Linked DNA regions of Homo sapiens: region 2 is linked to region 1. A link is a contact called in ENCODE Hi-C or POLR2A ChIA-PET data. All regions are on one chromosome and are shown on one strand. The core of a region is the stretch at or near the end of the contact, and the rest is flanking DNA. Distances in the headings are between cores, read along the strand shown. Region 1 has its middle 15 kb from the start of CTAG1B. Region 2 overlaps FLNA (filamin A).

The links. A loop is a pair of places that touch in the nucleus more often than their neighbours do. ChIA-PET counts read pairs that join two places held with the same protein, here RNA polymerase II (POLR2A). Pooled maps may share reads with other maps.
Region 2: a pooled map shows a loop between it and region 1 (2.6-fold over the local background). The contact joins two enhancer-like sites. A Hi-C loop is called at or near these places in 1 of 50 pooled maps. POLR2A ChIA-PET finds 5 or more read pairs at or near these places in 2 of 52 experiments (H1 and PC-9).

Annotation. Positions count from the first base shown.
Region 1 is chrX:154,601,922-154,606,745 of GRCh38, reverse strand. No RefSeq gene overlaps it. Among named protein-coding and RNA genes, the nearest start is that of CTAG1B, 15 kb to the left of the region's middle. Within about 2 kb of position 2,590, at least 4 of the 41 ENCODE cell types and tissues checked have a DNase peak (open chromatin) inside an H3K27ac peak, as active enhancers do; they include PC-9, where a contact is called at or near this core.
Region 2 is chrX:154,367,606-154,370,671 of GRCh38, reverse strand. It overlaps FLNA (filamin A), which reads left to right. Exons shown (of 48, transcript NM_001110556.2): 3 at 2,582-2,830; 4 at 2,934-3,031. Among named protein-coding and RNA genes, the nearest start is that of FLNA, 5.5 kb to the left of the region's middle. RefSeq lists silencers at 1-226, 1,167-1,246 and enhancers at 1,240-1,765, 1,687-1,826, 1,766-2,293. Within about 2 kb of position 1,816, at least 38 of the 41 ENCODE cell types and tissues checked have a DNase peak (open chromatin) inside an H3K27ac peak, as active enhancers do; they include PC-9, where a contact is called at or near this core.

The sequences.
Region 1 (4,824 bases), core at 1,341-3,840:
TTGTTTCCATCTTCTGGCTCTTCTAATCACTGAAGGAGTACTCTCCATTTTAAAGGAACTAAATTAAAACAACTTTCTTGATAATGTTCTTGAATGCACAAAAGTTTTTCATTCTGATGAAGTCCAGTTTAACTATCTTTTCTCTGGCTGCATGTACTTTTGGTTTCATATCTAAGAAGCTATTGCCAAATCCAAGGTCATGTAGATTCACCCTGTGGTTTCTTTGAAGAGTTTTATGGTTTTAGCTCTTACATTTAGGTTGCTGATCGATTTTGCGTTAATTTTTACTTACTGCATTACATGGGGGTTCAACATCATTCTTTTGCATGAGTAATTCCACTTGTTCCAGCGCTGTTTGTTGAGGAGACTGCTGGATTGGCACTCTCGTCAAAAATTATTTAACCGGGGATCATATCAAGTTAAAAAGCTTCTGCACAGCAAAGGAAACAATCCACAAAGTGAAGAGACAACACACAGAATGGGACAAACTATTTGCAAACTACCCATCTGATAAGGGATTAATGACCAGAATACATAAGGAACTCAAACAACGCTGTAGGGAAAAAAAAGTCTAATAATTCAAGTAAAAAAGAGGCCAAAGAAGCAAAGGAACAGGAGGGGTATAAGGAGGGTTGAGGGGGGGAGGGGATGGGGCAACCAGAGACAGGATGGAGATTTAAGGATCCCTGTGATTCCCGAGATGACTCTGAGAGCATCAGCTGGGGAACCGGATGAAAATTCACAGCAGACGTGCATTGTTTGGAAGGAGGTGAGGAGCCAGAAACGGTGAGTTCTTCACTGAAGGAGTGACCACTTGATCTGTTCTTTGGCTGACTGCAGTACCTGAGACACGGTCTGCTCCATAAGAGGGACATCTTCATCCCCTTATTTAAAAAAAATTTTTTTTGAGACAGCATCTCCTCTGTTGCTCAGGCTGGAGTGCAGTGGCACAGTCAAGGCCCACTGCAGCCTCCACCTCCCCAGGCTCAGGTGATTTTCCCACCTCAGCCTCCCGAGCAGCTGGGACTACAAGCACGGCATACATTGCCTGGCTAATGTTTTCTGTTTTTAGTAGAGACGAGGTATCACCATGTTGCCCAGGCTGGTCTCAAACTTCTGGGCTCAAGCAATTCTCTCACCTTGGCTTCCCAAAATGCCGGGATTACAGGTATGAGCCACCTCGGGGAGCCAGAATTTCTTTCTTAAATGTTTGATTCATTAACCAATAGAGCACCCAGCCTGGAGTTTTCTATGTGGCAAGGTTTTTAATTATGAATTTATATGGGTAATTGATATAAAACTCCTTTTTTTCTTGTGTCAGTTTTAGTAATATGTGTCTTTCAATGAAATTATACATTTCATCGAAGTCATTGAATTTATAGTTACAGAGCTGTTAATAGCATTCTTTTTTTTTTTTTTTTTTTGAGACAGAGTCTCGCTCTGTCGCCCTGGCTGGAGTGCAGTGGCGCGATCTCGGCTCACTGCAAGCTCCGCTTCCCAGGTTCACGCCATTCTCCTGCCTCAGCCTCCTGAGTAGCTGGGACTACAGGCTCCTGCCACCATGCCCGGCCAATTTTTTTGTATTTTTAGTAGAGACAGGGTTTCACCATGTTAGCCAGGATGGTCTCGATCTCCTGACCTCGTGATCCACCCGCCTCAGCCTCCCAAAGTGCTGGGATTACAGGCGTGAGCCACCGCGCCCGGCCAATAGCATTCTTTACTAGCCTTTGACTTGTTTCACTGATGTCTGCTTTGTGATTTATTAGGTCCTCCTTCTGCTTGTCTGGGGCTAACTTTCTCTTTTCCTCTAGGGTGCATACCCTTCCACCCACCTTGAGGAATCCATCTGAGAAACTCCTGGATTTGCAAGTTAGGTAGAATCCACCAGCATCTTAATGACACCACCACGTAAATAGTTTTTAGAATGTAAATGTTCATCAGCCGCAGAAAAATTAAATAAATCACTGCACAACTGCCCCAGGGGAAAAAGTGTGAGGAAGCTAGAGAGAGAGCATGGTAGATAGTTGGGTACTAGCATAGAAAGAGGTTAAAACAAGTCACCAGATCTCTGCATATAGGCTATGGCACACTCTTGTTTTGGCAGTGTGCTCCCGCCACGTGAGCATGTAGGGATGTGCACAGTAACTCCCTGGAAAGCCACCTCCACGCTCAAGAGTGCTCATCGCTGGACAATAGCTTTAGGGAAATAAAACCTTCACCTTTTAAATCTCAGACTTCCATGTTGAAATATTTTCATCAAGCATGTATTACTTTGGAAATACACGCCTTTACTTTATAAAAGAAGAGTCTGCTCGAATAAGAAACCATCTCTCCTAGTCCTGTTCTTTCAAAACATTGGAAGTGGATTTTGAGTGTGTTGAAATGTCTGTGCCACAGCAGAGGGCACCTGTTGGTTTTGTCACCCAACCTCTGTTCCCCTGTACCAGTGTGCATATTTCCCCTAGAACCACTCCCTCCCTTTCCCTTCAGCAGTTTTGATTCTGCTGGAGTTGACTTCACCCCAGATTCCAGGTGGAATGACTCATCCTTCCTCTCTCACTATGTGATGCCAGCTTTCCGCCAGTTCCTGCCAGAAGTAGATGTGGTCTGAGGCCCTCACCAGAAGCAGATGCTGGCACCACCCATCTTACAGCTGCAGAACTATGAGCCAAATAAAACTCTTTATGAATTTCTCAGCATCAGGTATTCCTCTATAGCAATGCAAACAGACTAAGACAGGGATTGAGTCCTTGCTGAAAAGCTCTCAAAAGCTGCGATGGTAGAAAAAGCAGCGAATGAGTCTTCTGTGCATAAGAATCCAAATAGGGAGGAGTGAGCCTGCAAGGGAGTCCCAGGAGGAAAGGGAGGAGGAGAACGGGCACAGGGACCAGCTCTTTCCAGATAGGGCTCCCCAACCTGGTCCACAAGTGCGGGCTTCATTCACCCAGAGCTTGAGTCTTTAGTTTCATTGTCCCGTGACCCCGTCCCGCCACCTCTGCCCAAACATGGCCCAGGTGCAGCCGGCCACCCTAGCCCCATGGCTGGATGGCTAGAGCTGGCGGCTTTTAAACCCAAGTCAGGTGGCCCCAGTCCTCTGCTCTAAGCTGTCCAGTGGGCTTCCCTCACTCACAGTGAAAGCCAGAGCCCTGATGGCAGCCTACAGTCCCGACATGATCGAGCCTTTCCTCTCTGGCCTTCTCACCTCCCACACTTGCCCTTGCTCACGCTGATGCAGCCACACAGGGCCCCTGGCCCTTTCTGGAACACACCAGGCACACTTCTGCCTCAGAGCCTTTGCTTGTAATCCCAGCACTGTGGGAGGCTAAGGCAGAAGGATTGCTTGAGGCCATGAGTTCGAGACCAGCCTGCACAACACAGTGAGACCGCCATCTCTACCAAAAACATGTTTTTTAAGTTAGCCGGGCATGGTGGCATGCGCCTGTGGTCCCAGCTACTGAGGAGGTTGAGGCAGGAGGATCGCTTGAGCCCGGGAGGTGGAGGCTGCAGTGAGCTATGGTCGTACCACTGCACTACAGCCTGGGCGACAGGGCCAGACCCCATCTCTCAAGAAATAAAAATAAATAAATAAATAAATAAATAAATAAGAATAAATGCTTGTTGAATGAATGTCTGTTTCTCATTTCTGCATTTTCTACAGTTAGTGCAGGGTCAGGCATAGAGTGAGAAGAGCAGAGGGCAAAGGGCGAGCCAGGTCGCCGAGTGGGAGTGACGGGGACAGAGTTAGGAGAGAGTCAGGGAGGGAATGGTCTCAGGACAACAGGGGCTCAAGCACCTGGTGTGGGACCACACCCTTGGCTGGTCTGTTTCCCTGGCATCCCTCGGGGAGGCGTTTGTTTCCTCCTTCCCTTGGCAGGACCTGGTGTTTCGCCTGCTATTTCTCCCCGTGCGTCCCTCTATCCCAGCAATCTTAAAAGATTCTCGAAATTCAGCAAAGCAAGAATCAAGGAGAGTTCAGTGCCAGTGGAGCTGTCAACTGCAGGAGCCATTTCTACTAGGACCACTGATCCACAAAGTGGGTTCAGCGAAAGCAGAAAACCCATTTTAATCATGGTTTTGCTCAGCATAGGTGGTGACTGTGATTCCAGCTTCCCAGCCACTTTCGCGTTGCACTGAGGATTACTTGGTTGTTTTACTTACCTGAAGGGCACCTGGAGTCTTTGAGCTGGACAGGTCCCCAGAGGGCCACGTGCCCACTCCTCGCCTTAGAGCTCTGGGTCAGGAAGCCTTCTTCCTTGGATGACCCACCTCCTGCTACTGCCCCCGCCACTGGCTCCTGCCCCAGGTCCCCTGTCCCGACGGAGCCCAGCCCAGCTTGGGCTTCCCCTCTGGCATCTCCTCTCGCTATGGTCACAGGAGCCCAGGGTGGAAGGACTGGCAGAGGGAAGGGTGACCGGCCTCCCTCCAGACAGGGGTTCCCTCCAGCGAGAGCCCAGCCCCCTCCTGCGACCCAGCCCAGCCTCCCCCAGCCCCTCCATTGTCCCTGGCCGGCCCTCCCTGCGGGTAGGCAAGAACCTGCTTTCTGGGTTCATGTGTGTCTTCCTTGGACTCGTGCCCTTGGCTATAGCTTTGCCACGTCAAATCATGTCCACTCTTTTCTCTGCACCATGCTGCGGAGACATGGTGTGTGTTTTGTTTCCTTTGGGCCCTAAACCTTGAAAACACTGAAAGACACAAAAAGGAAGGTAAAAGTCACACAGCATGCAGACGCTTGAAAAGTAAGACATGAAAGTCAGAGTGAAGGTTCCTGCTCCTTCCGTCTTTCCCCACTCTCCAGAGAGAACCATTCTTAGCTGCCAGGGACAT
Region 2 (3,066 bases), core at 567-3,066, 240 kb after region 1:
CGCGCCCCCGCCCGCTGCGCCCCGGCTGGCCGGCGCCCAGGCTGAACTCACATCCTCCGCAGGCCGCGCCTCCGCGGCTGTGCTCGCGGTGGGAGTGGGCCTGGGGGGTCGGGCACTGGGCAGGCTCCTGGCCCTGCGCCCCGTCCCCGAGGAGGAGGAGGCCCGGGCTCTCCCCCCACAGCTGTTTAGAGAGGGCCCTCTGGCCTTCAGAGGCCCGTTGGTTCTGAAGTGTGGGTTGGAGCTCGTGCGTCCCATTGTCTGGGGCTCTGGGCTCTTTGTGTCCCTGGAGGATGGGTCGCCCATCGGAGATGGCTCCAACCACCAGTTTAGATCTACCCCCCCACACACACACAGGCAACCTGGGGGCCAGAAAGAAGCATAGTTAGCAAAACTGCACCCGGGGTGAGTTGGGCGTGGTTGACTGAGAGACCTGGCTTGTAGACTACTTGGACGCCAACTTTTCTCTTCATCTTGGGCCAAACTCTTGCTTCCATGTAGGCCTTGCTTTTCTGCGTGTAGCACGCAGGAGTTGGTTGGTAGATGCTCCAGCGTGCATTGTGCCAGCCCAGTGTCTGTGTCACTGGACTGGAGAGGCTGGCATTGACCAGGCCTGCTGCAGCAGCCCAATTCGTTCTCAAGATAGGGGCTGCATGAGAGGGCAGGCCCCAGAATGGGTGACTCGGGGGTGATGTGGAACAGGGAGAGGAGAGGGATGATGAGTCTTCTCTTCTTCAGAATTGAGAGGCCTTCCAGTTACCCTGCAGCCCTGGAATGGCCCTTGCTGAACCCAAGAAAGTGAGGGACCAAGACTTGGGTTCCCCCAGCCACTCAGAGGGCAGATCCCAAGAACCAAAGTTCTTTCTTTGGAATGCCAGTTGAGGCGAGGGGCAGGCCCACCCCCACAAGTCCCAGCCTCAGTCTAGCCAAGCTGAGTCATCTCAGTCCTGGATGGTAGGGGGGGCGACCGGATGTGGGGAGGCGGGCCACACCCCAGCTCTTTAGGGGGGGTCTCCTCCCTCCTCCCAGCTCCCCTCCTCCTTGTGAGCTGGCTGGAGCAGGCCTAGTTCCCAGAGCTTTGCCATATAAGGCAAAAAAATGTTGGAAAGCAGCAGTGATTAGGGGAGGGAGGGGTTGGCTGGCCCAGGGGCTGGGGAAAGGGGGGTGGGATGGGGCGGGGCCATCCAGCCAGACAGTCTCCCAGCCCTGGGCCCTGGTCCTTCCCTCTCTCTTTTGGGAGGGGGATGGGGACGGAGTAGGCTGGCCTAACATGGACCTGGTGGGCCTGGTTGCTCCCCGTGTGGGGGTCGTTGAGGGGTCTGAGGCTGGACTGGGGTGGGGGCCTGATGGGAAGCCCTGGCTGGCCTTGTTCCCTGGCCCTGCACCCTTGGTCCTCTCCGAGTCCCCCTCCCTGCTGCCATTTGGGGAGAGTGAAAGGCAGCCTCGTGGGGCCAGGACCAACCTGGGAACTGGGGAGGCCACTCTGAGCGGCTCACCTGGCCCTCCAGGTGCTGCCTGCTGGGCTGGGAAGCAGCTGCCATGGACAGCCCAGCCCCTCCTCATAGGCCCGCCCCCTAGTTGACTCACCAGAGAAGTATTTTGTCTGATTATGGGGGAGGCTGACAGGGCTTCTAAAGATGAGCCATCCTGCCTTGAGCCTGAGACCCAGAAGTAGCCTTGGGTGGGGCCCAGAGCCCAGCAGGGTTGCCATGGTGATGGGGGGTGTCAGGGACCCGCCCTAACCACTTCCCCTGTGGCGAGCCTGCCGAGGCCCAGAGGCCCGTTAGGTGGCAAGTGGGTCAGGCAGTGGGTGGCAAGGGGGTTCCCAGTGTCTCCTGCTGCCACCCCGGCATCTCCCGATGGGCCCCAGTGAGTCAGGGCCATGTGGCCCAACTGCTGGTTCCTTTGGGCTCTGGGCCCCTCCCCTGGCTAGGCCTGTGGCCTCCCAACTCCAAGCTTGAGTCTTCGAGGTGGTAGAGGAAGTGGGGGTGGTGGCGGGGGTCACAATCCCTCACCCAAAGGGCGTTTGCCCAACTCCCCCACTTCCCCTGCCTCACCCCACCCACCCTGGAACAACAGTTGTATTTCCCAACCACCCAGGGCCACCCACCTTCCTCTTCCTCAGCCCCAGCCCCACTCCAGGTCATGGGCCCTGGATTCTGGGCCAGCTGGAGTCAGCCTCCTCCTCCTGGTTCCCCATAGGCCCCTGAGGTGTGTGGCGGACCCCTGCTCTGGCAGCTGTGGACACTGTCCAGCTGTTCTCCAGAGCTGCCCATCTGCAGGCTGGGTCTGCCCTCTGCCCTTCCTCTGGGCCCAGGGCTTCTGGCAGTAATCATACCCTGCTGGCATCGTGTGTGTGTGTCTGTGTGTATCTGCCCTCACCCCAAAGTCTCCTTCACCTCTGAACACCCCCTGGGACCCTGGGCAGAGAGGGCCTCATCCACATCCTACCACTGGCCAAGAGGGGGTGTCTACCTCCTCCTTGGCCCCTGCTACCCCGTGCTGCCAGACCCTGACCCCAAAGCCTGGGATCGGCCCCTCCCGCACAGCCGTGTGCCCAGCGTGGCCACTCTTCTACTCACAGACAGCAAGGCCATCGTGGACGGGAACCTGAAGCTGATCCTGGGCCTCATCTGGACCCTGATCCTGCACTACTCCATCTCCATGCCCATGTGGGACGAGGAGGAGGATGAGGAGGCCAAGAAGCAGACCCCCAAGCAGAGGCTCCTGGGCTGGATCCAGAACAAGCTGCCGCAGCTGCCCATCACCAACTTCAGCCGGGACTGGCAGAGCGGCCGGGCCCTGGGCGCCCTGGTGGACAGCTGTGCCCCGGGTGAGGGGGCGCAGAGGCAGGAGAGACTGGGCTGGGGTCACCCATGGGTGGCCCTTGAGGGGGTTCTGCGGCCCCCAGACTCACAGCCTCCCTTGCGCCACAGGCCTGTGTCCTGACTGGGACTCTTGGGACGCCAGCAAGCCCGTTACCAATGCGCGAGAGGCCATGCAGCAGGCGGATGACTGGCTGGGCATCCCCCAGGTACACCCGCCCGGCCTGGCTACAGCTGTAGGGGA